Linked DNA regions of Mus musculus: all the other regions are linked to region 6. A link is a loop called in an ENCODE intact Hi-C map of the cell type or tissue named here. Cell type or tissue: heart. All regions are shown on one strand. Each heading gives the region's core, and the rest is flanking DNA. Links, peaks and the distances in the headings are about the cores only.

Region 1 (4,501 bases), core at 423-4,422, 120 kb after region 6:
CACAGCCACCACCACTACCCTGGAGTTGGCACTTCTTGGCAAGGAAGCAAGGTCAGGGGCCACCCCACCCAGTGGCAGGAAGTGACATGGTAGGCCCAGGCAGCTTCCACTCTCTTCCTACCTGTGTTATAGCTCTCATATGACAGATGCTCCCAGACGATCTTTGGTGAAACAATTCCCGCACCTTTATTTCTTTTGGTATATAGGGCCCTGTATATTTTTTGGGGTGGGTAGAGTCTGACAGCAGATGTGTTCAGTTGGCTAGGTCTGAGATGTTAGGGATGCCTCATCTCCATGTGGAGGAGCTTTGAAGTGCTGCCCTCTTCATGGGGTACTGTGCTCATGTGACAGGGTCCTGGTCAGGAACTAGTGAAGCACCTACTGTCCTGTGGTATGTATGGGCTGCCAGGGCTTCCAAACCCACTCAACTTTTCAAAGTTTCCTGGCACTGTCCACTGTCCCACAGCACATTTGGCCACAGTACTTTCCTTCTGCATTTTTTTCTGGACTTTCTTGATACCACATACTGTGCTGTGGTATAGCAAGCTACTAAAGGGACTTATCCTGTGTTTTTACTAAGGGAAAATATAAAGCATGGATAAGTGGCTCAGCAGTACAATGTACAAGTCCCATCTCCAGCATAGAGAACAGTCCCAACCCGGATGGTCATTCCATCCTAACTGTGGATCTTCTGCTCATAGTGGGCCACATAAACCATGAACGCTCAGGCCTTTGGTGGAGTTTGAGCTGAACTTGGGGGCTTTGCTTTCCAGCTTCCATGAAACTGATGATTCCTGATCTGGCATGTACATCTCACACTTCTGACAGTGTGCATGCTGTTTGAGAGCCTCTGTTCTCACTAAACGAGAGAACACGTGGATAAAATGGCTTCTCAAGATCAGTGGCACCGAGGTCAGTCTGGATAGATTCAGAAAACTCATGGTGAAGGTTGTGTTCACTTCCAGCTCCGCTGAGAAATCTAAGAACCAGATCACATAATCATGTCCTTGGGCCTCTGAGAATTAGACATGGCTGCATACTGTAGCAAAACTCTAATGGTGTAAATTCAACATGGTGTATTTTTTTTCTTTTTCTTATGTAAACACACGTGGAAAAATGTGTTGGCTGCTGCTTGGGCCACTCTGCCGTCAGAGCCAGGATTTCTTCCAGGTGGCTGTCCCAGTACACATGGATAGAGCTTTCATTTCATGGTCGTTCAGTTCTTTTGACTTAGGCGAGAGTGAGCAAAACTCAATTGTAATTCATGCTTTTCAGTGTTTCAAGTAAAGCTTGAGGAGAGGTCTGTCTGTCTGGAAGGAAGGAAAGGCTGGATGCATGGATTATATATTTGCTTTGTGACTTTTGGTTGATTAGGTTGTTTTTGTTTGTTTGTTTGATCATCTTGTTTTGTTTCTTCCTAGACAAGTTTTCATTGGGTAGCCCAAGGGAACTTTGAACTCTTGACCCTCCTGCCTGGTTCTTCTGATCACAGACACAATCATATCAACCCACACAATTTGGCTTTTGAAAAAACGTTTGTGGCTTAATAGTTTGAGTTTTGAATGTGTAGTCAGTCAATTTGTATGTCTTGATAACATTTATGAATTTGTAACTTGCCTCAGTCCTTCCACAAGATTGTTAGTTCTGTCTTTCTGTGTATGGACTGGAATTCTGTCACATAGCCAGGAACAGGTGTGGATCCAAGTAAACTTGGGTTTTCTTGGCCTAACAGCAGAGTGGTGGTAGTGGTGGGGAGTTGGTGTACAGAGGCTGGACATTCTTGGTGCTTTAGAATTAAAAATATTACACCAGGACCTGAATTGATTCGATTGTTAGAATGATTATTAATTGCTTGAAGTAGCCATGTGTCAGGCTTCTAATTTAAGATATTATGTTTAAATTAAATTTTCCTCTGGTTCCTGAAGCTGTAGCATGTTTACTTGACAAGCACTTAGGAACACAGCTTGTGTCTTTGTGTGATGCTAATCATGGGAGCCAGCAGTAGCTCAGAGAGGTCACAGTATTAAACCCAGTGGCTCTTGGAACCAGGATGCTAATTTTTATTGGTAGCCGCTGACAAATTAGTATTAAACGTTTTGTACCCCTGACGGTTTCCAATCTGATCTATGCTGTTAAGTGAAATGTTGTAGCATTGATCATGAAGATACTTTTTCCCCTCCTGGCTCAATTGTGAGAGCAACTGCTGTCTCTAATCAATGAGACCTACAACTGGATCACAAGTCTTTGGGGACAAGCAGAGTGGTTCAAACTGCAGCAGCAGATTATGAGAATAGCCTTTCTTCCCTCTAGTCTGTACGTCCCTCTGCGTAACAAGGAGCGCCCCACTGAGGACTGCAGCCCAGCCCCGTCCGTACAACCCGGAGTCCAATGGCCCTTGACTGTTCTGCTGTTATACCTCTTCCCAGTATTTAACACCCAGAAGCTGTACAACTGCTTCCCACCCCTGTTTCTCTCTTCCCCACTTGCTTCTTCTTCTTCTTCTTTTTTTTTAATCATTGTCCACACAGGAAAAACCCATCCTGCTCAGCCTGCGCTAGACCGGAAGTTGTCTTTTTCCAGGAGATGTGTGAGAATTCATCATAGCCTCAGGCTTCCTCCCTGCATACGGCTCCTGTTAGCATAACTCGTGTTCTTTTTTTTTTTTTTTTAAAGATTTATTTATTTATTATATGTAAGTACACTGTAGCTGTCTTCAGACACACCAGAAGAGGGCATCAGATCTCATTACGGATGGTTGTGAGCCACCATGTGGTTGCTGGGATTTGAACTCCAGACCTTTGGAAGAGCATTCTGGTGCTCTTACCCACTGAGCCATCTCACCAGCCCATAACTCGTGTTCTGATCTTTCATACTTTTGCCTAGTTATTTTAGTTAGATCACCGTAAGAAACCCAGAGTCTGCAGTTTGTAGAGGGAACCCCAGCTCCCTCTCCTTATTCCGTCCTCTCCACTATGACAGTCCTGAAGTGGCTGGCTCAGAAACTTCCTTGTTACTCTTTGCCTCGAAAGCCTCTGCTTATTTCCCTTTGCCTGTGAAAGGAGCCGTGCGCCCCCTCAGCCAACTCTTAGAGACCCAACGGGAATCAGCTCCGACCTACTTTTCTAGGTTTGCTTTCAATTAGAATATACCATCTTTCTGTTACTATTCACTACCGTGTTGTAGTTGAAGGCTTACAAAAGTACAAGTCTACAGAGTACGATATGTAGCCCAGGCTGGCCTCAGAAATCACATCCCTCCTCCTGTTTCCAAGTCCTGGGATTATAGGATGCACCAACACCACAGGCCTGATAATAAATTCCTGACATGTTCTGATTCTCCCAGACAGATTGGAAGGCACACATACACACACACAAGAAACAGATTCTAGTTGTGCTCAGACATTGGAAACAACTAATTTGGCTGGGACAGCAGCTACACAGAGGACTCCTACCCCACTATCTCCAGGTGCCCCATGTATATCCTTCTACTGTGTGCCAGTCTGCAGAGGGACGGGAGCTGGGGGGAGGGCTCTGTGTGCTTTGCTCTTCCATGCTCCCAGAAAGCCTCCTAAAGCAGTGTGTGAGTTTGACAGTACCTAAGAACAAAAGAGCAATTATATTCATCCCCGAGGAAGAAAGATGGTGGGATTCCTTAACAGTTTTAGAACTTAAAATAAAAATATACTTGGTAATTTGAAAACCATACCCAAGTCTCTGTCTATAGTAAGTCTCTGTCTTTTAAAGGGTGGATTTTCAGGTTTGCTATATAAATATCACTAAATAAATGAGTCTCTCTCTCTCTCTTTCTCTTTCTCTTTCTCTTTCTCTTTCTCTCTCTCTCTCTCTCTCTCTCTCTCTCTCTCTCTCTCTCTCTCTGTGTGTGTGTGTGTTGACATGTACATAAAGTCAAAATTTGGGTTAAATTGTAAAAGTAGGCAGAAATTGAATACATTTTAAAGCTATTAAATAGCTGTTTTTAAAATCATCAGGATGCTGTTTAGAAATGTAATAAACACTTGAAAAGAGCCCTAGCTATAATGGCATTGACCTATGATTCAAATTCTGAATGTGTGTGTGTTTTTTAAAACTTATATTTAATCAAATTACAACATACATTTTGTCAGTGCCAACAACAACAACAAATTAATGGTAACCTGCCCAAAACAGGGTCTTTCAAATTCAAAGCTTTTCTTGGCTCCGGAAGTCAAAGCTAAAGTAAGGTTATTTTATGGTGCTTTAAATTCAACTGTTCCTGAAGTAGAAAAGCAGGTGAAACAGAAGTGCTAAGCACATTTGAGGGAATGTGAGTAGGTGCAGAACGCTGGGAATTCCCATCACCAAGCTCCTGTGGACGTTGCTGTTGGCAGGTTGCTGTCAGAGGTCTCCCTGTGCAGATGAATACTTTCATTACCTCCTTGCATTCTGCCTTCCTAAGCACGGACAACCACTGGGGTGGATGGATATAGTTGTTCCTAAGTAAACCCATACTCCGGATGTTAGTA
Region 2 (4,501 bases), core at 180-4,179, 130 kb after region 6:
ATCTGCTACAGTCTTTAAAAGCAACCAGGTTGTTGAGTGGCTGGAGACCACATTACTTCCTGGAATAAGAGAGCCATTACCTGAGACTTTTTCTTCATTGGCGGTGTTGGGATTGAACTCAGGGACTTAACACAAACTAAACGTGTGTTTGACCACTGAGCTGTATGGCCAACCCTGTCTTCATTGAAATCCTCACCGAACACACGCTGAAGTGTTATGTTTGCCGTTTGTCGTCTCCATCCTCTCCGCAGACCATATACAGGAACGTGCTGGATGATGTCTATGAGTACCCGATTCTTGAGAAAGAGCTGAAAGAGTTTCAGAAGATACTTGGCGTGTACCGCCGTCAGTGAGTATTTAGCTTTGCTCGTAGCAGTTAGGGGAACGCAGAAGCAAATGAAAGAACTATGGGCCATTGTGCAGAGAAAATTAATTTTTAGCATTTCTAGCAGTAAATTGCTTGTTTTTATTTTTTTATAGATCAAAATAAGAGAAAACGAATCAGACTCCAGACCTTTCCTTCTTTATTTTATGTTTTTCCATGGTCAAAGCAGAATGAGCCATGACAGCCTGAGTACATAAAAATAGTAAATTATTCCTTAATTTTAAGTTACATATTTAGCTTATTGTTTGGGGGCTCTGGGTAATCTTTATGGAATAGGGAAGAAAGGACTTATAAATAGGTCCCAGTGAGTCACAGAGAATTACATAGGCTCAATGTATTATGAGATCTGTGAGGTTTCCATATCGGTTTAGAAAGATTGGAGAAAATCAACTTCTATTAACTGTTGGCATGCCCAAGTGTCCCATAAGTACCACTTGTAAATCTTTCAATGTGGCAGCACCTGACTTTTCTAGGTTTTAGCAGCATCTCTGTTAATTTTGTATATGAGACCATAGGGTCCTTACTCGGTTCTGAGATGCAGTCTTTGCCAAGCTTGTCCAGTTTGTCCTGCAGTTGCAAGCAAGAGCATCATCAAGCTGGACACTTTTACGACTTGGGCAACAGTGAGTGCACTTCTTAGGAATGCCGGTTCAGGCCAGCCGGATAACTGGTTTGAGATTTAAAGCCTGATTTAACTGCAGTGAAGGGTCCCCGTTACAAATAAAGACATGTATAGATTAGTCTTAAGCAGCATGCGTAAGCCTTCATCTCAGGTTGTCAGAATTGCATCCTGAGAAAACAGGTGCAAGGTGGGACAGTATTTTAGAAATGAATGTAATAAACTATGGTGATCACAGTCTGTATCCTATTAAATATGAACAGCCTAGTTAATATTGATGTGAAATTATAAATTAGTAAATGAATCAAAAGGGGAAAGAAAGATAAACCTTATGACAATTAATCTCTCCTTTGGCGGAGGTCTGTACTATAAGGCAGAGCTGTTACAGTTGGGAAACCTTAATGCCTGGCTTAGTGCACTTAAATAGATTAACCATGTCACTGAAATCTAGTACATTCCATTAAAATTTTACATTAGAGTGGAAATGGCAAATTGAAATGAGAAAATTGGGTTAAGATACAGTTGGGCTGGAGGTGAGGGTTAGGGTTAGCAAACCAAAGCTGTGGGTCATCCCCCAACACAAACACAAAGAAAAGGGGGTCCCCAACACATGCACACACAGAAGGGGTCTCTAACACACACACACACACACACACACAGAGAGAGAGAGAGAGAGAGAACAGGGTCCCCAACACATTCACACAAAGAAGGAGGTCCCCAACACAAGCACACACACATGGGGGTCCCCAACACACAGAAGGGGGTTCCAAACACACACACACACAGAAAACAAGGTCCTCAACACATGCGTACACAGAAGAGGTCACCAACACACACAGAAGGGGACTCCCAACACATACAGAGACAGGGATCCCCAACACACACACAGAAGGGGGTCCTCAATATGCGCACACCAAGAAAGGGTGTTTACTTATTTAGTATAAGACTGTGACATGTCTTTCCATTTTATAACGAGACTTGGGCCCCAGTGTTATGCTCATTACAGTTCTCTGGATGGCCAGTGTGTCACTTTCTGAGTATATGATGAGTACCTGGTGTGGATGGTTAGCCTGATGGTGTGTGCAGCTTTCTTCAGAGTGGAGATAGCCATCGGGGCCCCCAGTGATGCAGGGTCAGTGGTTAGAGATGCATCTGTAGAACCGCACGGTGTCCTCATTTCTGCTCTACAGACCCATCTAGAGACGATGCTGGATTACTTAGCTAGAAAATGGTTCCACCACAGATCTATTACTACATGACAAAGTCTTTCTTGTTAATGCGTGTTGCTTTTCAAACAGGGTAGGGGGAGAGAAAGAGCACCCCTACCCCTACCTTCTATTCATGTCTACTGTGTTTCAATAGGCTGACAGACCCAGTTTTCCTCCCAAGTATTAGCTTTACTTTCTGGAAGTAGAAAACACAATGCATGTGTTCAATAGCTACCTTCTATTTTTTTTCTCCTGTTTCACTTGAAACTTAGAGCACAGTGACAGATGCATTAGACATAGTACACTAATAAATAATGTGTTCTGTCTTTGTATTTTGTTTTGAGATGGTATGTAGTCCAGACTGGCCTGAAATTCATGATGTAGTACAGACAGATCACCATCTTGCCTCTGCTTAGCCTCTGGAGTGAAGGGATTACAGACATGCACCACTGTACCAGAGTTATTTTGTCCTGGTTTTTTTTTTCTTTTTTTTTATGACATTTATTTATTTACTTACTTAGCTATTTACTTACTTGTTTGGGTGTGGGGGTATGCCACAGTGTTTGCTGTGATAAGACACTGACAAAAACAACTTAGAAGGAGAGATCTTACTTGGCTTAAGATTGCAGTCTATCATCAAGAGAAATCAAGGCAGGAACTTAGAGATTCTGTGGTAGGGATATGGAGGATGCTGCTGATGGGCTCGTCCCCTGTAGCTCGTCCCCCTTGCTTAGTCTGCTTTCCTGTATAACTCAGCACCACCCTTAGGTTCAGTTCTGCCATCCCACTGTGTAGATCCTGGGCTGTCAGGTTTGGTAATTAGTGATTCATCTCACTGGTTCCTCTTCGCCTTCTTTAAAGATTAACATTCTCTACAGTGTTCCTGAGAATGAGTCTTCTGTGGGAATCTCATGTTTTACCTTTCTCTTTGTAGCACTGTTGATGAATACTCACCACAGAAGAAGGTAGGCAAAGGCTTTCTTGTCTGAGGGAGAAGGGGAGGGGGTGTGGCTCACACAGCTTGCCCTGTCCAACTTAAAGTGAATACTGCCCCTAGTCCATCAGGGTGAGCTGGGAAATCCAGGGATGCAGCTGGCCTGCACTTTCCTGCCTTGTTGTGTTCCAACCTATTTGTATATGGACCTTTGACTTGTCGACAATGTGTATCCTTTTTGGTGCATTTTAAAGTCTCAGAACTTCCCGGCTGTTCTCAAATTGATAAAATTTTGAATTTTAAACTGCTCATATCCCTCCCTCTGAATCCAAGTAAGAATCTTAAGTGAAGGATTTTCTTACTCCGAGAGTAAGGAAGTCTTCCAAAGAGTTTCACACTTTCAACATGACAAGAGAGATAATAGCCAGTGTGTTTTATTTCCACCGAACTTGAGAGGAACACAGGAGAGGACATTGGTCAGTGTTAGGCAGAATGTGGGTAACCCTGGTAGCCAGTGCTGGGAGTGGGAAATGACCTCACAGAGTTCTTCAAACTGGAAAAGGCAGGAACTGAGATTGTTGCAACTGTGTCTCAGAGCCTGTGTTGGGATGGAGAAAGTGTCTTCCTAAAGAATCATGGGTGTTTCTGGAGTCTCCTCTAGTAACAGGCTCTGAATAGACAGAGGAACTTTATGCCTGCTATGGCCTTGGCCAAGCTCCACTCTAAGGCTCACAATCCTGACGCGTACATTTGTTGATTGAAGGATCTCCAACTTTTTTTCTCTTAAGATTGGATGGGTAGATTTTATATGTTAAAAAAAAAATTGGCTAGTTCTTTTGGAACATGTTGGAAACAGCTTTGACTTTCCAGAGGGCCAGAATCCATTTGTTCATTGTTCTTCTTCTCCTTCTTTACAGAATAAAGCCCTTTTCCACCAATTCAGTCTTAAGGAGAACTGGCTCCAGCACAGAGGAACTGTGGCAGAAACAGAGGAAAGTGAGTAGCCTTGTACAAGAGTCGCCTCCTCCTACAGATCACATCCTGCCTGCAACTGTCACTTCTGGAAGTCATTCCTCTTTGACTAGAATGCTAATATCAAATATTAGCATGGCTTTTCTTCCTTGGTTTGGTTGTTAAGGTTTGTTTAGATAATGCAGTGTTCTTTCAAAGACCATGAATATTCTAAATTTGGGAAGCAAGAACAGGGATATATATGCACAGAGCACTCCAGTGTTCTGCAGTGCAGATTCAAAAGATGCTGCAAACCAGCTTTTTCTTCCTTAAACCATCACTCTAGATGCCCCATTGTCCAGGTTTGACCTGAAGGGCCACCAAAGCCAGTGTGTAGAGCCTTA
Region 3 (4,501 bases), core at 223-4,222, 160 kb before region 6:
CATGTTCTTGCTCAGGACACCACGGCAAGTTGCTCAGGATCTCATTGCCAGCAAGTGCAGGGTCTGGGTCAGGCTGTGTATGTCCCGAGTGTGTACTTCCAATCCCTCCATGGCTCTGCCCTCAGTTGGAAACATAGCTCACAGTTGTTTTGCTTCTGGAATACATCATGTGTTTCCAGTAACCGAGGTTTTTGATGTCTCTGCTTTGCTAACAGTATCCATTTGCTAAAGTGGCTGCAACAAATGCCAAACTAGGATTTGTTTCAGAATAACAGATTACTTTAGGAAGTCCAAGATCAGGGTATAGGTAGGGTTGGTTTCCTCCAAAAGCCCCGTGGGAAGGGTCTGTGGCCAGTTTGCAGAAGGCTGCCATCTTGCTGCCTCTTTGACACTCATCTGCTCACACACTCTTATCTCTGTACTTCAATTTCTGCTTCTTATAAGTATGCCAGTCATACTTATAAAATTGGATTAGAGTCCACTACAATGGGTTAATTTTTAACATAGCTGCCACTGCCTAGGTCCTTATCTTCAAACACAGCAGCCTCTGTGGTACTGGGAGTTAGGACACTACCGTGTGAGTTTAGAAGAGGGCACAGTTCAGCTCAGGCCGTAGTACCTGAACGGCTCATTGACACGGCTCACCGGCTAATAATACCAAAGAGCACACAGCTGAACGCAGGTGTCTGATCTGACACATGAGTTAGCAGAGCAGACCCTCAGTAAGCCCAAGAACAGATGTCCAGACAGCAGTCTGGGGACAGAAAGGGGAAGCGGGACTGAGGTAATGATCTGAACTGGGGTCTCCAAACTTCCTGGGGAGGTTCTGGAGCTAATGGAGCACTGAGTTCTCACTGCAGGTGATAAATCTTCCTAATAGCGCTTCTAATGCAGTGCTCTACATTTAAATATTTTAATATTAATTTATTCTAATGCTACCTCAAGTGGGTAATGAACACCATCATCCACTGAATTAAAGAGAAAGGAGAAAGATCATAAGCAAACCCTCATGAATTCTCTGCTCCAGGAGAAAATCCAGGCGGAGTGAAAGAAATCCTAGACTCACTCATTTCTCCTTTAAGCCATTAATAAATGACACTTAGAAATGTCATTTATAAAGTAATGGTAGCAGATGTAAATGGTTCCAAACAGGTTACCATTGTGAGGAAGGCAACCACTTAGCTCGTAGTTCGCTTCGGCCACCAACGCAGCACAGTCACGGTAACTGGTACCTAATGTTTAACATGCATCTGGTACGGTCCAACACTGTACTCAGATCATTTCATTTAGTGAATGCTTCTGTAGCCCCAGGAGCAGGTGATTATAACCCCATTTAACAGCCGAGAAGATTAAGATCCCAACACTTAAGACAGGATTTAACTCACTATTGCAAGAAAGGGTCTTCCAGTTTGAGAATATGCGCTCTCACAATAACCGATTGTCCTAACAAGAAAAATATGCCGGGTGTGGTGGCACACGCCTTTAATCCCAGCACTCAGGAGGCAGAGGCAGGCATATTTCTGAGTTCGAGGTCAGCCTGGTCTACAGAGTGAGTTCCAGGACTACACAGAGAAACCCTTTCTCAAAAAAACAAAAAAACAAACAAAAAAAAAAAACAAAACAAAAAAGAAAAAGAAAAGAAAAATAGACTACTCCTGCATCAGAGCTGGCATCAGAGAGCCTACAGCAGATAGGCTATCGAGGAGCCTGCAGGAGAGCCTGTAGCAGATCCTGCTGCTCTCACAGTGGGGAGCAGAGCATGAGGGCTGAACCTTCAGAATAATGAACAAAGACACAGAGCTGGCAAGACCAGTTAAAAGCTAGAGGAGTGCTGTCCCTGAGAATTCACTTAGGTACTGGGAATCAGAGCACAGAGCATCCTCATCTCAAGACTGCTGGGGGCGGGGGAGGGGGTGGGGGACAGGGAGGGGGACCTGTAGCTCTGAGAGTGAGGGATAAGGCTGGTACTTGCCATACACGTGTGAGGCCCTAGCTTCAATCACCAGCACTCCCACAACAGAACACAATGAAACTGAACTGGAAACTGACATGACCTCCTTCAAGGCTACCTCCTTCAAGGCTACCAGTGCCCATATTAACACCTATGTTGGATAGTAAATAAGTCCTTGAAATCCAGGGCAGAGGTATAAACTTCCCCATAGCTGGGCATTCAGTGTTGTGGAACTATCAGAGCCAAGAAAGAAGGTGGTCTCCCTGGCCAGTTGCCATTAGCAAGCTAGCCCTCTATGGCATTTGCCAGTGTGCTGCCTCCCAGGTCCAGATACATCTTTCTATATAGGCTCTGAATAAGGAGCATGGTTCTTCTAAAGATTCCTCCTTTAAAGTGAACAAGAAAATGTATTGGCCAGACATGACGGCACACACCTATAATCCAAGTTGTCATTGTCAAGGGGCATGGGCAGGAGGATTGCCACGTATTCAAGGCCAGCTTGGTATAGATACACAGCAAGTTTTAGGGCCTCTGGGGGCTACACAATGACTCTCTCTCTCTCTCTCTCTCTCTCTCTCTCTCTCTCTCTCTCTCTCTCTCTCTCTCTCTAAACCTTTGTATTTTATTTATAATATATGGATACATACAGTAGTTAGGAAGAAAACAAGTGAGCAGAAGTAATACTCTGGTTCCAGTAGAGGGCACTAGAGGGCCACTGCTGGGGGAAGAGGCTCTTCAGTTTCTGGGTGGCCCTGGGATTGGTGGCCCAGGTAGAGAGCAGATAGAACCTGCCTTGGCTCCAGAGCATGCCCCCCCTTACAACTTTGCAAACTCATCCTAGCAGTAACCTCTCCTTAGCTGTACTGAAGAACAGCGCCCCTACCATCCTTGTCCACCAGTGAGATCCCACTATGCTCATGTTAGCAGCCAGTGAGATCCCACAATGCTCATGCTATCAGCCAGTGAAATCCCACCCTGCTCATGTTATCTATCAGTTGATAACATGCAGTCTTGACAGTGGTTATGATTCATCCTGCAACTCCAAAGATGAGGCCCCACAGAAAAATCTCTCTGGTGTAGTGGCTAAGCCATTCTTAACTAATCTCACTGCCAGCCTGAGGATGCCATGCAGGATTCTCTTCTATGTCCATAGTCCTTATTCCCTAGCGAATAGTTCATAAACTTCCCAAAAAAAACAACTGTAGCCAGAACGGTATAAACACTACTTCTTGGATCGATTTGTGCTGTCATGGTGGTAATCTGCAATCTTCCAGTTTGCATGCTGACTCTGAAGACAGTTTAGATGGAATTTGCCGCCATCTAATCCCAACCCTGGTTATATTTATGATATGCTTTCAGTCAAGATTTGAGAGCACTAGATCCAACCAGCACCATCTTAATTTGCTTTTTGTTGCTGTGATGCAGACCATGACTGGTGGGGGAGCATTTATTTGGCTTACAGGTTAGATATAGTCAGCCCATCAACAAGAAGAGCTGAGGCAGGACCTGATGAAGCCATGGAGGGATGTTGCTTACTGGCTAAGTTTGCTTTTTTATACAACTCACAAAGCCAGCTCAGAAGTGACACTGCCCACAGTGGGCTAGTTCATCCTACATCAATCACTAATTAAGAGCATTTCTGACAGGCTTGCCTATAGGCCAGTCTGATGGAGGCATTTTCTCTTTTGAGGTTTCTCTTCTCAGATAACTCTAGCTTATATCAAGTTGGGAAAACAATAACAACTACTACTATTACTACTGCTGCTGCTATTAACCAGACCTGTACCCAGGAGGCAAAGGCAGGGGAATCATACATCTAAGACCAGTAAAGATGGCACAGTGAGACTCTATCAACAAGAAAAGAACAGTAACAAAGCCACGAGAGATGAACGCAGAATGAAAAGCACTTTGCAAAGCAGCATGATGCTCAGAGGATGTGGGGCTGCATTTGGAATGGGTGAGTACCCGAAGGATGGTCCTCAGGGATCAAGAACAGAAATGGTATGGGTTCAGAGGTCAGCAGTTGAAGAATGTGGGCCCAACATGGGAAATGTGACACAGTCTGGCTTGCTTCCTTAGCAGCAACAGCAGCAGAAAAATGTGTGGAGAGTGCCCAAACCAGAAGGCACATAGAAGTCACTTACAATTTTTGTCACATTTAGCCATTTTTTTGTTGTTGTTGAAACTGGCATTTTCAGGATAAGAGAGAAAAAAATGAAAAGACATCTTTATTCAGGTCACGCTGTCATGTCACCTACCAGAACCTGGGGCATTTTGCTAACACAACATATTTTAAAGTGATTCCTTTAGATCGAAATTGAAAACTTGAAACTGTGTTCAAGATGCAGAAAAGAAATCCAGAGACCGTTTCTGGCCTGTCAGGTGTCCCCAGCTTTCTCTTACTCTACTGGTCACAAAATTAGAGACATTTACTAAACAAATGGGCAAATAGTCTAACACTTGCAAGCTGTGGTGTTCTACCGGTAAAATGGAAAACAGAAGTTGTGTGGACATGTGTCATCTGTCATGCCAGCAAATCTGCTTCAGAGA
Region 4 (4,501 bases), core at 309-4,308, 73 kb after region 6:
GACCCTGCACCTCTCTGACGGTCTCACCAGTTATCCCCTGACTGGTCTGTCATACCATGATGATATTCCCTTCTTGGTCCTTCAGCATGCCAAGTACACCAACCCTGGGGATCTTTGTTCTCTGGGTAACATACTCTTCCTTTGGGGGTTGACACCATCTTTTCTTTGCTTCTTTTAGGTTTCTATTCAAATGCCATCTTATTAGAAAATCTCCAGGTTCAGAGGTGACCTCTAATTATTGCTCTGTCCCCCCCCTTACACTTTATTTTTCTTTCCTGTCATATACCACCTCTCTCTCTCTCTCTCTCTCTCTCTCTCTCTCTCTCTCTCTGTGCGTGTGTGTCTCTCTATTTGTCTCTTTGTATCTCTCTGTGTCTCTGTCTCTTCCTCTGTCTCTTTGTGTGTGTGTCTCTTTCTCTGTATCTCTGTGTGTGTCTCTCTCTGTGTGTCTCTCTGTTTCTTCCTCTGTATCTCTGTGTGTCTGTTTCTCTTTCTCCTGTCTCTCTGTCTGTCTCTTTCTTGCCTCTGTTATCTCTTTCTCTGTGTCTGTCTCTCTGTTTCTGTCTCTGTCTCTCTCTCTCATGTATGTGTTTGTGTGTGTGTGTGTGTGTGTGTGTGTGTGTGTGTGTGTGTGTTTGTGTTATAACCTCTGTTGAGTGCAAACTGGAGGTATGTGAGGGACTTCGAGGAGTTTAATCCTATAGCTCTAGGATTTAAGTGGGTGGTTTTCAAAGTCTATTGAACAATGTATAAAATAAAATAGACACCCAGAGATATGTATCTCGAAAATATTAAGTGATGTTGCAATAAGTATGTATGTTTAATACTAGAAAGATTGTGTTGTTGGATAAGGGATAGCCCTTGTTCCAGTTGCTTTAAAAGGGAAAACTATGGTCATGGATTGACATTAAATAACTTCTGGGGTTGTACGGGACTTTCCAGCAGTTCTGGCTTTCCACCAGTGTACAGGATGTCTTAAGATAAGATGAGGTCCTTGTGCAAGGCAACTTAGGAAAGAAACTAAAACGCCACTCATGAGGAATGTTATAAGCACAAGCCATACACTTTAGTGGGAGAATTCTGCACGCTACCCCCTAGGGGTCTGTGATGGCTACTTGGAGAATTTTCTTTCTTCTGAGCCTTTGGAAATAAAGTTGTAGTTGTTGTTTTGCATGTCTGGTTGTATTTCTGTGATACCCACTCAGCAATGTGGGGGTGACTTTCATACAAACTGCTAAGACCATGAAACTTGGGAGCTCTCACAAATCCCCTTCCCATATTTGGTCACATTGCTGAGTATATTCAAATCCTGTAGGTTATATTGGGTAAATAAAGATTCAATGGTTTTGACTAATTTTGCCAAGTTAGCTTCAGGTTTCTTTATTAGATCATGCCTCAGTTTGTCTGTGTGAACCATTTGAGAAAGGACTTGAGTAGAAATAGTTTATAGTCTCTGTGTTAGAATAGCCTCTTTTTTTTCCTGTTCTAAACGAGTCACCATCTTCCTATATTATTCCTGCTTAAGAACTCAATATATAAAGAAATGTGTGATGCTTAGTGAATTGTTTCTAAAGGCTCACGAATGCTTTTACTTATGTCCTCATAGTAATTTTCCAGTTGTGAAAAAAGTTTATCCCATAACTTTCTTGCTAACTGTATTTGTCCATGGAATGATCCACTCCGGCTAAAGAATTGGGAAGTTGTAGACTGTTATTTTTAGGACTCAGTATCACTTCACCCTTTTTGCCAGAATGGTTCCTGGCTAACTTTCCCATGAATTTTTAACCTTTTGCTAGCCTTTGCTTATGTAACAGGAAACAGGCTGTCAGGAACAAACAAATGCCAGCATATCAGGCGCACACGTAGTAGCAAATGATTTAGTTTGCCCTTCCAGCTCTTAAAGTAGACTGATACATGCTCTCAATCTGAAGTCTCTAGCATGGTATCGCTCTGCATTAAAATAACACAGATTTAACTTTGGAGAGGCAAAAATCTTTTACGAAGGCCATGATTTAATTCAGGTCACAGTTAAAATGTGCTTATTATAAGGTGAACTTTGTGGTGGTGTCATGTCCTGGGACTGTGGATTTAAGTATCTCTTCGCATTTTCTCCAACTCTGAAGGCTGGGGTGATGTGCAAGCTTCAAGAGAGAGATGATATCGGACGTATTGAGCTGGTCCACAAGCTGGCAAGAGAAAACTGTCAGTTTTTACAGACAGAAAAAAAAGAATCGGAGAAGTTGGAACAGGTAAGCCCTTTCCTCCTGGGGATGTGGGTCTAATGGCTGGAAAATGATTCTGCTTGGCTGTATATATGAAGGCACAAATATTTTATTGTGGTTGTTTAGGATTTGGCCTTTGTAAAGCATCCTTCTTACTATAAAGACAGTAGATGCTCTGAACTCTTAATCTAGTGATTTGGGGACTAGGTTTGTAGGAAAGCTCCTCTCAGAAGTAAGTTATATAAAAACTTAACTACGAATGCATGCATATCTATCATAATAGTGAGCTTCCTGGTCTTACACTGGAAACCTTGTTCCATTACATAGTACAGAGAATATAATTTTTTTAAACGAATGTGCTGATGTATTTTTGTGTTCATCTTGGTCATGGGTCTCATCTCCAAAAGAATGTTACCCTGGGTCTCTAGAAATAGATAAGGACAGAAAAACAGATTATAGCCGCTCTCACTGAGGGTGGGTCGGATGGAGACTTCCCAGTGGCTTCTGAATGCTATGTTCCAACAAGAGTGATATTGTGTGGATACAGTGAAACCCGGGTTGGGGGGTGGGGGGGTGGGGAACGAGCTGCTTAGTCCCCTCAAAGCCGTTATTCAGCTGGAGCCTTAGAGCTGAGAATGCTGCCCTCAGGCTAGGAAGACAATGTAGCTGCTTTCTCTTGCCACATATTGTGATCCTCTGATTGTTATTTGTAAGACTTCACTCTTGCCGTCCAGGACTGCTCACAAAGGAGATCAGTTCTCTGTCTTTCTCTGGTTCTCTGGCTATAACTTTTTTTCCCCCACATTTTCAAACTCTGCCAGGGGAGAAGAAACTGCTATTTGCTTTTTCAGCCACAGGTCCGTCGATACAAGTGTGACAGGGTTTTCCTGAGCAAGCAATGGCTTGGGACCTCCATGGCTAGTTGTTCAGCTTGTTAACATGGAATATTTTTAATAGTTTGGCAGCTTAGCACTGTAAGGACTGGTATCTCAAGTAGAAGGAATGATAAAGATAATTTCAGAGCCTTGAGATTGAAATGTTGTAGGGCTACCTGTTGGCTTTATAGTTGGAAGATTCAGCATCTGCCATTTGCTGGGTATTACCAAGAAGTCCAAGTACTTTTTTAAGGTGTTAAAAGCATCCTTTGCTTTTCATAGTTTGCCTGTGTCGCAGCCTAATCCTTACCTAGTCATACCCTTGGGATATTTATATATTTTAATATGTAGCTTCAATTAACTTCTTAAGCTTCTATTCCTTTAGATTCATTTTAATTAGGAGACTAGCAGCTTTCTTGTGCCTTTTTATTTCAAAATGCATCATGAGTCTGTTGACAGTGTGAAAACATATCATAGTGCAATTGCTGGTGTTCTGCCTTCCTAGTAGTCCTTTAAATGAATGCTGTATCTTATGGATGATTGCAAATCAGATGCATTGAACTGGTGACAACTCAAAATCGGGCAGAGTTGTTCAAAGAAAAATGGTAGAGTCTCATTCTGCAGGAACTATGCAGAACTCTGTGTGCTGTTCACAGGACACCTGTGTTGCCTTTGTTTTGTAATTATTAATATACAGAACACTATAGTTACAGCTAGTGAGATTGAGATTTCCCCCAAAATGTAGAAATCTGAAGCTAATGCTAGTCACTGGTAAGGTTTTTAAAGGATCAAGAAATTTCAAGTGTGAAGATTTGCAGTTTGGCTTATGATTATTTTGTTGTTGTTGTTGTTGCTGCTGCTGCCTTTAAACCTTTTGAAGTTTTAGTTCTTGCATGAATGCCGTGTGATTGATGTTTGCATCTAAGAGGGAAAATGTTTAAACAAACATTGGAATTACGCCTTTCCCTACACAGACTTTCCCGTCCAGCTTAACTCTCCATCTGCAGGATGACCCCACTTGAGCCAGTCAGTAACCGAGCTGAAACTGATGCACCTTTTCATAAAGGAATGTCTGCATATTAGGCGCCTGGATATTTTTACAATCATTATCTAAAACCCCAAGCCTTCTGCCCGTATTTTAACCTCTCGTATCTTGAGAATCTGTTGAAACAATACTTTTGCTAAGTTGAGTGCTCATGAGTTTTAGTTTGCAACCCCAGGCCTCTGCTCCTGCTCAGGGAAGCTCAGTTAAAGCACACAGCCCCAGAGGAAACTGCAGTTCAGCAATGTCAGCCCAAGTCTGCTGCTTGCTCTCCTTATTCCACAGTAATGACCCAGCCCTGCCGCTGTGCACGGGGTTCCTTTCCTTTGTCATTTTAAAATCTCATCTACCTTTCCTGGCTG
Region 5 (4,501 bases), core at 444-4,443, 180 kb after region 6:
CATAAAACTAGCCAGTATGCCTATGGGGAAAAACAAACAAAAAAACAAAAAAACAGGCACCAAATGTTTGTTGAATAAGTAAAGATATTTGAATATACATACTAGTCAAAGGTACTAAACTGTAGTGTGTGTGTGTCTGTGTGTCTGTGTGTGTGAAGGATCATGAGTCATGAGATCAACTAGTTTTGAACACAGTACAAGCCATAGAAGAGATCTGCACTGGGAGTCATTAAGAGCCCTTGTTGTTTATGGTTTTAAGCTGGTGTAGACCTAGGCTTGCCTCTGTAGGTTGGTTTGGGGGGGGGGGTTGTTTTTGTGGCTTGACTGCTGTAAGAAATAACTGATTGTACTCCTTTGTGTTCAGTTGGCCTGTGCCTGGCCTCTGAAGGAGCAGGAAGGGAAAAGGGAGGAGGCTGGAAAGGAAGGCCTTGCCCCTTCCTGCCCTGTGCCCAGTGCTGATTCAGCGCTCTTGTGAGGGGCGTAGTCTGCAATAAAATACACATAAAAGCCCTAGGAACCAGCACACCAACACACCAGGGCCTGCTCCCTTAACACAGGGAGGGCATGGTATAGCAGAGAGAGGAGCAGTCCACAAAACAAGACTAAGTCTAACAGTATAAACTTTCCTCGGGGAGACTGGGACCCAAAGAAAATGAGTATCCCCAGTGCTGAGTTCTTATTAGAGGCAGTTGCTTGTAAAGATGCCATGCCATCATTAAAGCATGTTTACAGGGAATAGAAGGTCCTGCTTAGCAGAGCAGCAGGGAGAACAGAGGTGAGGAAATGCAGATAGAAAAAGATATAGGACATAAATTCACACAATGAGCACACAGCAGGACATGCTCAGTGTCCTTGCAAGGGGTGTGGTTCTCGGGCAAGTCCTACCACCATTGAATGTACACTGTTGGGGCCAAGTCCAGGACCCTATCCCTGGGTGTGCATGTGAATGTGTGTGTGTGTGTGTGTGTGTGTGTGTGTGTGTGTGTGTGTGTGTGTGTGTATTCTCAGGGCTAACCTTTTGGTGTTGAATAACTCGTTGGTGTGCTTTCTCTTGGAGAATATGTTTCTCCTGCTCTCAGCATTCCTTAGTTGTCTGCAGACCTTGTATAGGGCTGAGCCCCTTGGGTCTCCTCATTCACCACATTACATACATGTTATTGTTTGTGTTCAGCTCATGTTCAGGTGATCAAGATGGTGAGACTCTGTGGTCTAGCTTCTGACATTCCTAGGAAACACAATCTCGCAGAAAACTCCCTGATCCTCTGTCCCTTATAATCTTTCTGTTCCCTCTTCTGCAATGATTCCTGAGCCTTAGGTGTGAGAGTTGTTTTATAGATATAGATATCCATTGAGACTGGGCTCCACACTCTGTATTTTGATTGGTTGTGGTTTTCTGTAACGGTCTTCATCTGTTGCAAAGAGAAGTTTCCTTGATGAGAGGTGAGAACTATATTCCTCTGCGTCGATAAGGAAAAACAGTTACAATGTATTTAGAGAATATTTAGTAAAGTGGTGATTGTAGGTTCAAGACCCATGTTGTCACTAGCCCTGGGAAGTTGGCTGGGTTTCCATCAGTAGGCATGGCTTTCCTCTTGTTGATCAGGTCCTTTTTTTGCTTCTTGAATGTTAGAAGTTTTGATGTTGATGATGATGTTTTGGGTTGGTTGGTTGGTTTGTTTTCAAGACATAATTTCTCTGTGTATTCCTGGAAGTCCTGATACTCACTATGTAGACCAGGGTAGCTCAAACTTTAGATCCTTTCAGCTCTGCCTTCCAAGCACTGAGATTACGGGCATGTGCAATGTAGCCTAAGCTCAAACTCATTTTTAACCTGAAGATAAGGTTAAGTCCTTGGTCCCCCTTCCACCACCTTCAAAGTCTGGGGTTGAAGATCCAGTTTGAGAAAGTTCTTGTCCACAATGTATTTATTTACTGAGGCACCGGATACTCAATTGCTGATAACATGCTCTTTGCCCCAATAATAACTAAGACATTTGCGACATCTGGTGGACGTATACTGGTCCTGCGCATAATTTACGTGAGAAATTGTGTTCACAGAGGGCCTGGTTAAATCAAATGACACAAGGGGGCGCTGTTCTATCTACAAAGCCTGTGTCAGCTCTGCAGCTGTACTGGGATGTGGCCCTGGAGGTTACTCTGCCTTTCTTTTTCTTTTTTTTCGTTCCTTTTTCTTTTCTCTTCTTTCTTGCCTTTTCTTTCTCTTTCTTTCTTTCTTTTTTTTTTCAGTGCAACACACTTTTTCTTTCTTAAACACAGGTGTCTAAGTGTAAGAGGCCTAACTGGAAAGGGTCTCCTTGGAGCTGTCAGCAAGGAGGATGGGTCACCTCAGGCTTCAGCATTCTCCTAGCCCACCACTCACCCTCTGGGGGAATGAAGATGCCTGCCTGGCTCCCTAGAGCTGCATCTGCCCTGCAGCCTGCCAAAACCTCACTTCTGGTTGCTTCCTGACCCTAGCTACACCCTATGGAGACACATATGGTCATCCTGGCTGGGCAGCATTGACTTACAGGCTAAACTCAGGGCTCCACCCATGAGCTACACAATGTCCTATCTCTGTGGAGCACTGAATGTCACAGGGGTGGACTTCCCCTGTCTGCATTCTGCGCCTCTTCATTGAAATGACTCTTCTTTATTGCCATCCAGTCCCTGGATGCTCATCGTGGACCCTTGGCATCTCTCCCCCTCAGGAGAGACCCTCCTTACAACCAAGCAGCTCATCCCCAGCCAAGTGAGGACATCTGAAATAGGCAGCCTCCTCCGGACATCAACCTGTCTCCATGCACCCAATTAAAAAAAAAATGATAGGAGCTCGTGTGATTATTGGAAGAGCCATGGTAACTGTCACAGATTTGGGTAAAAGACACGGTTTTCTATGAGTGATGACCATATATGGGAGCATAATGATGACCTGCCTAACTGGGGTCAAAAGCTGGTGGACCTGTTAGGGTGCCATGGGAGCCCTCTCAGACTCTTCCCAGCATCCTGGTGTCTCTCTATCCCTGGAACTAGGGCCCATCCCAGCACACTCCTGAACACAAATTATAATGGTGAATGGAGTAGGGTTTCCACAGCTACACCTGAAGCTAGGGCACCATTAGCCCATCCTTCCTTAAGGCTTGGGAACAGAGTTCTCAGAAGAGATCAGATGAGGCTCAGCTGTGCAGTCTCATGGGCTAGGATGCGAAGAATTCATCCCCTGCTCTGCCCTGCCAGAGCAGCAAGGACCAGAAGCACAAAAATTACATTGGGGAAGGCTTTCTTACCTTCCTCCTCCCCTTGACTTGACAGCAGGTCTAGAAGAGAGAAACCCTCAACTTCCATCATTCAGGCTGCTGTGCAAGACCAAAGTTTGCTCTTCCAGATTGGTTGTTCTGTGATGTGGGTGGAGTTTGTGACCACTCTCATCTCTTCTTTCTTCTCTCTTCTCCTCTCCCCTCCCCTCCCCTCCCTTCCTCTCCCCTTCCCTCCATTCTCCTCTCCTCCCCTACCTCCCTCTCCTCCCCATCTCTTCTTTCAGAGACAGGGTTTCTCTGTGTAGCCTTAACTGTCCTGGAACTCACTTTATAGACTAAGCTGGCCTTAAACTCCAAGATCTACATGTCTCTGCCTCCCTAGTCCTGGAATTAAAGCCATGGGCTACCATGCCCAGCTGTGGCCACACTTTTCAACAAGGCCACTGTCCAAATGCTACCCAGCCTCCAGGGCTAGAAAAAACTCCATTTTCTATTGTGCACAAAGACCACTAAGGACCCAAGACAGAGCACAAATAGGGTCTTGAAGTCAAGAGATAGATGGGGATGAGCAGGCAATTGAGAGCAGCAGAAAGTGGGTGTGGAGCTGTCCCTTCTCTGCCTGGCCATGCCTGGCCACTTTGAACAGTCCTTCTATTTTGGAGATACTAGATGTCTTAGTTAGGTTTTATTGTTGTGAAGAGATACCATGACCAAGTCAACTCTTAGAAAGGCAAACACTTAATTGGGGCTGGCTTATACTTTCAGAGGTTTAGTCCATTATTATCATGGTAGGAGTCATGGCAGCATCCAGACAGACATGGTGCTGGAGAATGAGCTAAGAGTTCTACAAACAGGAGTCTATCTTCCACAGGCTGTGAGGAGGAGGTTCTCTTCCACACAAGGCAGAGCCTAAGCATAGGAGGAGGCCTCAAAGCCCACTGTCTTAGTTAGGGTTTTACTGCTGTGAACAGACACCATGATCAAGGCAAGTATTATAAAAACAACATTTAATTGGGGCTGGCTTACAGGTTCAGTCAGAAGTTCCGTTCATTATCATCAAGGTGAGAGCATGACAGTATCCCAGCAGGCATGGCGCAGGAGGAGCTGAGAGTTCTATGTCTTCATCCAAAGGCTGCTAGTGGAAGACTGACTTCCAGGCAACTAGGGTGAGGATCTTATACCCACACCCACAGTGACACACCCATTCCAACCAGGTCACACCTATTCCAACAAGGCCACACCTTCAG
Region 6 (4,501 bases), core at 181-4,180:
GCTCTCTTTGAAGCGATATTGATTTGGTCATCACCTGTCTGTGAAGCAGAAAACATAGCATATATGTGAATATATCAAAGTTCAAGCAGTGAAATTGACCAGCCAGTGCATCCTTTCATTTTGATTGGGCGTGTAAGCATGAATGAAGCTCAGATGTCTGAGTACAGCCTTGTCTATGGATTCTCCTTAATTATTGGACTTTTCGGTTTATTATCTGATTTATGACTCTAAACCACAACTTTTTTTTGTTTGTTTGTTTGTTTGTTTGTTTGCTTCGAACAGTGGACCAACATCTATACTTTCAAGATAATTATGTTTTCTACCAGTTTTCTTCGGATGAGTGCAGCTACTTGTACTGCGAATTTGAAAGAGAGGAAGAATGGCAGAAGGGAGTGAAGCTATTGCTGGAGCTTGTGCATCTCATTCCTGCAAGAGCTGGCATCTGTGACCTGTGAGTAGGTGCTGTTAGGTACCCCTGTAAGCTGCTCTTTCTTAGAGGAGATCTCCTTTGTCCTGGGACTGTGCTCTGTGCCTGCCTGCAGATCCCCACTTGTTTGAGTGGTAGGAACACTCTTTCCAAGTTCAGGGAGGTAAGACACACTGCAGAAGATGCCTTCTGGCTCCTACATGGCTCCATTGCTATTCTGATCCCAGGCATGCCTGTTCTACCAGCTGCACCACGATGCTTCTAATTCACTGCTAAATGAGTAGATGATCTAAATTAGGTCTAAACATATGACGGGGCCGAAGTTGGAATGAAATAATAACTCACATCTTAGGCACTGTCCAAGTCGTGACTGTGCTAAGGAGGAGTCCAACAGACATTTCTGAAAATAATCTAGAAGCCATGTTTGGCAAATCAAAACATGTGAATCATTATCACCTGAAGAGAGTGAATCACTGAATAGTTAAAATTAATTAGCAGAGGCTTCCTTGAGTCATGGTATGGGGATTAATGACATGCCTTGTTTATCCTTGGCAATAGTGAAGAGCTTATTTCAGAAAGGAGTTGCAGATTGAAATGTCAGCTGAATCACTAATAGAGTTCTTCAGGTATCAGCACACTGTCCCATACCGTTAACTCTTAAGACAAGTGAACGGCCCTTACTTTTCAGGTAGAGACTACAAATTCCAAGAGATGCACTCCTCCGACCACAGCAAACATAACTTTCTCTTATTAGCTAAAGTGATCCTATTGAATAGTTCATTCAGTCTTTTCACAAAGGAACATCTTATACTAGTGATACATTTCTGATAGGAAGGTTGGATGTTGAGCACATATTTCATGTCAGGCACTGCACTAAAAGAATGCCTTGCAGTTTTGGCTTCACTTCAGAAAGATTCTTTAAGACGGGCACTGTAAGTGAGGAAACCGAGGCACAGAAGTCAAGTGACCTGACCAAGGTCACACAGACAACAAGTGCTGTTTTAGTGGTTGAATTTACATTGGTCTAGCTTTATTACCTCGGCTTTCTACACCTGCTATGATGTGTTCTCAGAAGCTAGGGGATAATCCCAGCACCCCTTCTGAGAGTTGTAAGCACAAGTTATGAAAGTGTTAGAGGCCTGTGATTATGTCCTCACCACCGTAGGCAGAGGGCCATGCAATAGGAGTGTAGATTCCAGTGGCACTGAATTATGGCAACACAGTGGCCTTTATTTAATATGTTCCTTGTAGAGGTCATATGTATTCAAGAGAGGTCAAGGCACATTTCAGCAAATTCCAAGGCGATCTCTAAGAAGGATTGACATGCCCTTCTAATCAGACATAGCCATGGTGACTGACATTAACCTTGAGGGACTGCTATTCTCTGATAGGGTTCTTCTACCACTTCCTGTCTTTTATACATGGTAGAGGTGTAGAAATCCCTGGTTATGTTCAGATTAAAGAAGGGGCAGGAGGGTACTGAGTTATCTTGCCTCCCCCCAGATAGCAAGTTAGAACGTCTGTGGTTGAGATAGCCTTGTGTAATGTAACTCCTGAACCTGCCCTAATTTTTTAAAAAAATGCAAGTTATTTTAAAAATTCAAGCCTTAGTATCAATTCCAGATTGCTTGCAATCTTCTGTCATACTGATTACTGTGGATGCAAATGGCAGATCCTGGCTTGAGAATGGACTGTAGAATGCCACATTCGTCAGCAAGTTTCATCCATTTGGCCTGAACAGGAGTATTTGGTCACAGTCACTTACCGGTACAAATGGTCACTGGACACCCAAGGATCTGTTTATTCCTATAATAAGTACCATGCTTAGAAAAATAAAGTCACTAAGCCACCATTTTCTTCTGGAGAGCGAAGATAGAAGATATATATTCATCCTGTGCGCTATCCCACTTAGAACAAAGGATGGTCAAAGAAAAGATACCCAGGGACATTGTCCTCTTTCAGTTGAGTTGTACAACCTCCCCTGGTTCCTGCACATACTTTCATCTTAACTGACTTCAACCTGGATCCTTTGTTTTGGTCTTCAGCCCACACTGTTAGCCTCCCCTGCCAATGAGTGCTCTGCTTTGCTTCCTGTTTTGCCTGTTTTTCCCCCTGTAAGTTCTGCCCAGCCCTCCAGGGGGAGCCCACATCCTACCTTGCCTATGAAGTTTCTCTGATGTCCTTGGACTGTCTTAGGCTTGTGGTTGGTAAATCACTGCTATTACTGTTGGTAATTTAAAAAGGAAAACCCGTTCTTCTGTGCCTCTCTTAGCTTTATGTCCTTTCACTCTTATGACTTCTAACTGAAATGTCCTCTGAAGTCTTTTGATTCTTGTTTTCTATTTATGAGCTAAAAACTCCATCCTGTGGTGCTTTTAATAACCTTTTTGATATTTGAAAGCTATTAAGCTCTACCTACGCAATTCCACATTCGGCCCCCTAATTTGCCATCCTTTCTAAATGACTTTAAAATGATGCCAGAAAACCACTTAATGTCCCTGTATAAACACAAATCTGTTCTCTACAAATGTATTTTTAAAGAGGGAAAAAAATAATAAAGGGGATTTTATAATTTAAAAAAAGAATGTTGTCCACAGTGTCCCCAGCAGGAAGAGAGGTGGTGCTGTGCAAGCTTCTTGCCCTGTTTGAGGAAACAAATGTCCAACTCTCTGTGAAATAGTCTTTATTCCCCCCAAAAGAGATAATTTGAAAGGATTGAGTTGGTTGTCAGGGTACCGCAGGGAAAGAGGCCAGTTGTAGTACCGTATTCAAACAGAAGCCCAAATTAAGTTATCCAGAATGGACTTTTTCCTGACACTCTTTAAAAAAAAAAAAAAAAAAAAACCTATGGACAGGAGGAGAAGAGAATGAGTAAACTTTGAGAAATTAACAGTAACAAGAAAGACAACCTAGTAATTCCATCCTGACTTGTATGATGGTTCTTCCTGATAAGAACCTGATTGAGAGTCGATGCTTTTCAAAGCCAAGCCTGGCTCAGCTACAGTATGTTGCTTCTCTCCTCACAAGTTTGAAGAGGCTGGGCTCCAGTCTGTGCTTGACCCTTGAATACATAAAACCGTAGCCTTCCAGTTACAAGCAGGTAACATCCATGCTATTAAAAGGCTTGTTAAGGATTGCAAATGCTGGGGATACAGAGGACATGCAAAGAAAATTTTTATTTATTTATTTATTTATTTATTTATTTATTTATTTATTTTTGTTAAGGGACCTGGTGTGTGTTATCCACATGAATATTCATCCTCTTGGGTAGCTTATGAGTTCCTACCTTTGGTCTAATACAGTAAAGTTATTCAAATACAGTATCTGCTTCTTTCCCTGCTCTTTCAAAGAGTGCCCTGTGGGATGTGGTGGGTAGCTAGCATGGGGCCACTTTGAGGAGATGAAGTCTTTCCTGTCTGAGAGGAGGCTTTCTCCACTTAAAACTTCCTTGTGATGACTGCAAGCCTATTTACTGTGTTCCTAAATAAAGTGGTTGAGTTTCAGTCCTGATTAGCCTGGACAAATCAGCATCTTTGACCCTGTGACTCCTGTTCTTTTGAAAGTAGCCTTTGCACAAACTTCCTGGGACTTCTCTGACTGCATGGTATTTGTGTCCCAAAGGCTGTGCAGTTTGGGGCCTTGCTTGACCCTGAGAAGATGCCCTTCTGAAGACCAGTCAATTCATGGGGGCTAGTAAAGAATATGCCTGTACAAGACCTTTTAATATGTGGACCAAGCGGACCAATCAATGCAAATTCTGCAGGCCAGTCTCCCCTTCTGGGCTTGGGCTTTCCATCTGTCCTATGCACATCAGGGTCAAGTACTAGGCAAATGGGGGTAACCCTGTTCCTCAGAGTCAGGTAAACTATTTGAACTAACCATTCTTTTTTTGTTGTTTGTTATGGTTTTTTTTTTTGTTTGTTTGTTTTTCGAGACAGGGTTTCTCTGTGTAGCCCTGGCTGTCCTGGAACTCACTCTGTAGCCCAGGCTGGCCTCGAACTCAAAAATCCACCTACCTCTACCTCCCAAGTGCTGGGATTAAAGGCATGTGCCACAACTGCCCATCGAACTAGC
Region 7 (4,501 bases), core at 374-4,373, 180 kb before region 6:
TATCCGGTTCCTGAGGAGTACAAAAGAGGGTGTCAGATTCCCTAAAACTGGAGTTACAGACAGTTGTGGGCAGCCATGTAAATGCTAAGAATTGAACCCAGGTCCTCTGAAAGAGCAATCAGAGCCATCTCTCCAGCCCCTCGAGTGCCCTCTTACCATGACTATAATTCAGCTGATGCTCTCACTGTCTTCTCTTGTGTTGCCCCATCAGCACATGCTACTAACAAAAAGTAGGCGGGAAAGATACTTTGTAGAAGCCTTTTATTGGCCTAATGTTGCAATTGTTGGGAGACACAGGAGGCTGTCTTCCAGTGAACTCCTAAAGTGAGCTGAATAGCCCACTTACACAGCTAGAAATGGAGTACCCAGAGTGTTGGCTCCAATCACAGACTAGTGATTCAGGCAAATTAAAGACCCTATTTGAACTAATCATGGGTCTTCTGTGGGGCCCCTTGGAGGAGTGCTCCTCTACCCTGGACTGGGGCAAAAAAGTCAGAGTCACATAGAGTGCACAGAGTCTGTGATGTTAAAGTAGCTGGTGCCTGCTGCCCAAACAGCAGTGGCTGATTCCAATGTAGCTTCCTCAAGAAGTCAAACAAGAGTTAAAAGTGCTGGTAGCTTTTCACATAAGGCTTCTGAGGCATGGGGGTGGGGAAGGGTATAACAGCTGTTAACCAGGGAGTAGAACCCAGAGCCAAATCTTAGCTTATATAAGGAGAAATTGAAATTAAAAGGAAAGAGTAAAAGCTAACAGTGTCTGGTACTCTGCTGATCCTGAGATTGGCAAGAAAGAAAGGATCAGATCCACAATTGTCCAAATTAGAGTAAGCTGTATTTGAGTGCACCTGGGACTTGCCAGCCTTGTCTCCCCATAAATTGAGGCACCCACTCCTCTTGAAGTTCCTTTTATAAGAAAGACGAGGTATTCACAGGGGAGAGAGGTTAGGTAGTTATTCATTGTTTAAAAAAGATACAATTTAAGAGAAGAAACACACCATTGCATACACTAGCAAGATTTTATTGAAAGGACGCAGATGTAGCTGTCTCTTGTGAGACTATGCCGGGGCCCAGCAAACACAGAAGTGGATGCTCACAGTCAGCTAATGGATGGATCATAGGGCTCCCAATGGAGGAGCTAGAGAAAGTAGCCAAGGAGCTAAAGGGATCTGCAACCCTATAGGTGGAACAACATTATGAGCTAACCAGTACCCCGGAGCTCTTGACTCTAGCTGCATATATATCAAAAGATGGCCTAGTCGGCCATCACTGGAAAGAGAGGCCCATTGGACTTGCAAACTTTATATGCCCCAGTACAGGAGAATACCAGGGCCAAAAAGGGGGAGTGGGTGGGCAGGGGAGTGGGGGTGGGTGGATATGGGGGACTTTTGGTATAGCATTGGAAATGTAAATGAGTTAAATACCTAATAAAAAATGGAAAAAAAAAAAAAAAAAGAGAAGAAACAAAGGCAAGGGTAGATACCTCGAGAATGGGGTCACAAGCAGTTTACATCAGACCTGACCTACAGGAACTTACTCTTTTTTTGTTTTGCTTTGCTTTGCTTTGCTTTGCTTTGCTTTGCTTTGCTTTGCTTTGCTTTGCTTTGCTTTGCTTTGCTTTGCTTTGCTTTGTTTTGTTTTTGGAGACAGGGTTTCTCTGTATTATAGCCCTGGCTATCCTGGAACTCACTTTATAGACCAGGCTGGCCTCAACTCAGAAATCCGCTTGCCTCTGCCTCCCGAGTGCTGGGATTAAAGACGTGTACCACCACGCCCGGCTTCAGGAACTTACTCTTAATTACAAGTAGAAAACTTATTTAGCAAGGACTTAACTCAGGGCAAACCGACTTAGCTAAGATTTAGCATCAACAAACAGAAACTTCTTTTTAACTAACACAACCCTTAACCTGCAAAGTATATTTTCTGTTTTAATCTCCCATCAACCTGTGAGGCATTCGTTCCTGTTCTATTCTTATATAACAATGTTTAAACCCTGCCCCCCTGTCACAGGAGAGGTGGGTCCCTCTGGTCCAAGAATGCTATACTGAGTATATGTAAGTAGCTAAGAAAACGCCTTATCTGCTTTTTCTGTGTTAAAAATAAAATCCCCAATGTCACCTTGGACGATTACAGGGGAGTGCAGCACTTGGTTTCTGTGGAATCTGCAGGGAACTGCTGGGAGGGTGAGAGCCACAGTCTTCTCCTTGTCAGGTTTGAGGCAGTTGTGAACAGCAGATGTCGCTATTGCCTGCTGCAATTGTTCATGCTCAACAAAAACATCCTGGGCAAAAGGAAGGCAGACATGCAACGGAGAAGCCTCATTCAAGCTGGCAACGGTTCACCTCATTCTCTAAACCCATTCTCTAAACTTTCATCTACTTGCAATTTTTCCACTGCAAAATGTGAAGCTGTCTTGGCTTGTTGCTGGTCTTGAGTCTCTTCACAATCTTCCTCATTCTGCTGTGTGCTGACCCAGAAGACAGCTGATAAGGATCCAATGAGTCAGAAATTAGGGGCAGAGCCTGTGGAGATGAAGTCTGTATTTCCCTGTGTCTAGGATGCTTCAGTCAACGTCAGTCTTCTCTTGGGGGCACTATTGGAGCCGCATCTATATGGATGTGGCTCCCCTGAAGTCATGGCCAGGCCTTCAAAGAAGGACTAGTCTTCTCCTTTTATTGGAACTAAGTTCCAAATTCCCCACTGGGTCTGCATTTCAAGGCTGAATTTCTCTTTTTAAAAGAAGGATCTCCTGTGACAGTAGAAAGAAAAAAAGGGGAGGTGTAGTTATTCAAATGCCCCCTGTTCCCACTGTCCTGCACTTAGCCTCTGGGTTGGCAAGAGTGCTTGTCCTTGTGAGGCCTGACAGATGGGAGGGAGTCACACCCTAAAGGCCATGGCTCAGATAATAAAGTCCCCTCGCTTTTTTTTCCTCCCCCATCAGACAATCGTGGACAAGCAAGGGGAAATCTGAGAACTTTCTCAACTAGGGGAAGGATGGGTGGGACCAGAAGAGGAAATGGCACTGGTTTGGATGAGGAACAGAACCTCAAAAGTCAATATACAGGGCAGCACCTGGAGGGAAGAGGAGGAAGGGCCAGGCAGAAGGGAAGCCAGGGTCAAGGACAGCAGTCTGGCCACCTGTTTCAGATGTGGGTGGAGGCACTCGCAGCTACAGCAGTTTCTGTGGCGGCTTGGTAGCAGATCATCTGTTCTCATAAACTGATTAGGCACATGCCATTGCCAGGGGAGGTGGCCCAGGTCAGCCCTGACGTAAGTTACTCACATAGATAAAGTTATTCATAGGATTTTCTCAGTTTTACACTTGTTCTACCTATATATTTCTCCCTTTGAAAAATATTATGTTGTGAATGCACAGCAAAATGTGCTCTGGTTTGTGTGCCTTTCTAAGTGTTTAAAAAAAAATACCATGTGACTGAGGAGCCCTCATATCAAACTGGACCTGCCATCAACACAACCTTGGGAAGCTCTGCGTGTAAGTTCAGATTTAGGTCCCTCAGAGCAGGATCACGCCCTCATGTTTGAGTTCAGTGGCCAAGAAACAAGTAATAGTCAATTAGTAGATAGTGATTATCCGTGAGACTTCCATCCTCACCTGTGTAGAAAGACAGTCTACATAGGTAAGACAGATGTCATCTACCTCTGTACGAAGCAGCCTTTAAGATGGAGGGAAGAGCCTTCCAGAATCTGCCTGGGAAAGCTAAGCAGGTGTAAGGATAGGATGCTCTCTGTTGCTGAGGATCTCGTGTGAGCCTGCAAACAGACACCCATAGAGGAAGTACAAATAGCCATTGACTAGAGAGAAATGTTGGTGCCCACTGAGAGAGGGAGAGTGCCCACTTGCCTTGACCGGATGCACTCTGAATGAGAGTGGACAGAGGAGTCATGATGGTTAATGCAAGGCAGAACCCTAGGAGAACAGGGTCAAATGAAAACTGGCTAGGTCTTGAGCAAGGGTGTGTGTTGAATTGAAAATAACTGACTGGATACCTGAGAGACTGGGAGAGGGGGACTGTGAACACCCTAGGGGTCCAGCACCAGAGGTAGCAGGCAACTCCCTGGGACAGGTCTGAGAGGGTTCTTCTGAGAGTAAGCATCCCAGAGGGGAAGCTTAAGCTTTGAGAGATGATAATGAGAACCAAAGAACCTTCTGTCCTATACCAGAGAGTAGAAGCAGGTGACAGGCTCAGGTCACCATGCTAAGTGAACTCAAAAGGGGCAGAAACAAGGCAAGGTCCTTGGGGCCTGGTTTGGGACACATCTCTTCAACCACTCCATCTCCCTGTCCCTTCCATTTTGCTGAAAGGCTAGGCATGGTTGCTACCACTGCCCAGGTACAGGGACACCCCACAGTGGCAACAGTGTGCCAGCCCCTTTCCAGTTAGATTTCCTAAGCAGACATTAGAAATTAGAATATCCCGTAGAGGTGTTTTATTTAGGGTTTCTATTGCTGTGATAAGCACCATGACCAAAGCAACTTGGGGTG

The links. A loop is a pair of places that touch in the nucleus more often than their neighbours do. Peaks named below come from ENCODE experiments on the same cell type or tissue, not always from the same donor. Only the 100,000 strongest peaks of a DNase experiment are listed, where the experiment ranks them.
Region 1: a loop joins it to region 6, with 2.2 times the contacts of the local background. A loop is called at or near these places in 2 of 42 quality-filtered maps.
Region 2: a loop joins it to region 6, with 2.4 times the contacts of the local background. A loop is called at or near these places in 2 of 42 quality-filtered maps.
Region 3: it touches region 6 in a loop (6-fold over the local background); 17 of 42 quality-filtered maps call a loop at or near these places.
Region 4: it touches region 6 in a loop (2.3-fold over the local background); 4 of 42 quality-filtered maps call a loop at or near these places.
Region 5: a loop joins it to region 6, with 6 times the contacts of the local background. A loop is called at or near these places in 41 of 42 quality-filtered maps.
Region 7: a loop joins it to region 6, with 4 times the contacts of the local background. A loop is called at or near these places in 8 of 42 quality-filtered maps.

What each region holds. Positions count from the first base shown.
Region 1 is chr12:117,700,118-117,704,618 of GRCm38, forward strand. All of the region lies in intron 11 of Rapgef5 (Rap guanine nucleotide exchange factor (GEF) 5), which reads left to right. Among named protein-coding and RNA genes, the nearest start is that of Cdca7l, 140 kb to the right of the region's middle. In heart, for the core only: no CTCF peak of the experiment used is centred there; no DNase peak of the experiment used is centred there.
Region 2 is chr12:117,715,056-117,719,556 of GRCm38, forward strand. Rapgef5 (Rap guanine nucleotide exchange factor (GEF) 5) reads left to right here. Exons shown (of 26, transcript NM_001373989.1): 14 at 252-349; 15 at 3,147-3,177; 16 at 4,064-4,142. Among named protein-coding and RNA genes, the nearest start is that of Cdca7l, 130 kb to the right of the region's middle. In heart, for the core only: no CTCF peak of the experiment used is centred there; no DNase peak of the experiment used is centred there.
Region 3 is chr12:117,424,909-117,429,409 of GRCm38, forward strand. No RefSeq gene overlaps it. Among named protein-coding and RNA genes, the nearest start is that of Gm31482, 39 kb to the right of the region's middle. In heart, for the core only: a CTCF peak has its summit at 2,655 (motif pointing right); a DNase peak (open chromatin) is centred at 2,693.
Region 4 is chr12:117,656,155-117,660,655 of GRCm38, forward strand. Rapgef5 (Rap guanine nucleotide exchange factor (GEF) 5) reads left to right here. Exons shown (of 26, transcript NM_001373989.1): 9 at 2,124-2,249. Among named protein-coding and RNA genes, the nearest start is that of Rapgef5, 120 kb to the left of the region's middle. In heart, for the core only: no CTCF peak of the experiment used is centred there; DNase peaks (open chromatin) are centred at 977 and 1,837; H3K4me3 peaks cover 2,381 bases; H3K27ac peaks cover 2,380 bases.
Region 5 is chr12:117,762,993-117,767,493 of GRCm38, forward strand. No RefSeq gene overlaps it. Among named protein-coding and RNA genes, the nearest start is that of Cdca7l, 79 kb to the right of the region's middle. In heart, for the core only: no CTCF peak of the experiment used is centred there; a DNase peak (open chromatin) is centred at 2,009; H3K27ac peaks cover 731 bases.
Region 6 is chr12:117,583,761-117,588,261 of GRCm38, forward strand. Rapgef5 (Rap guanine nucleotide exchange factor (GEF) 5) reads left to right here. Exons shown (of 26, transcript NM_001373989.1): 5 at 283-451. Among named protein-coding and RNA genes, the nearest start is that of Rapgef5, 52 kb to the left of the region's middle. In heart, for the core only: no CTCF peak of the experiment used is centred there; a DNase peak (open chromatin) is centred at 2,551.
Region 7 is chr12:117,401,476-117,405,976 of GRCm38, forward strand. No RefSeq gene overlaps it. Among named protein-coding and RNA genes, the nearest start is that of Gm31482, 62 kb to the right of the region's middle. In heart, for the core only: a CTCF peak has its summit at 2,233 (motif pointing right); DNase peaks (open chromatin) are centred at 2,236 and 3,086.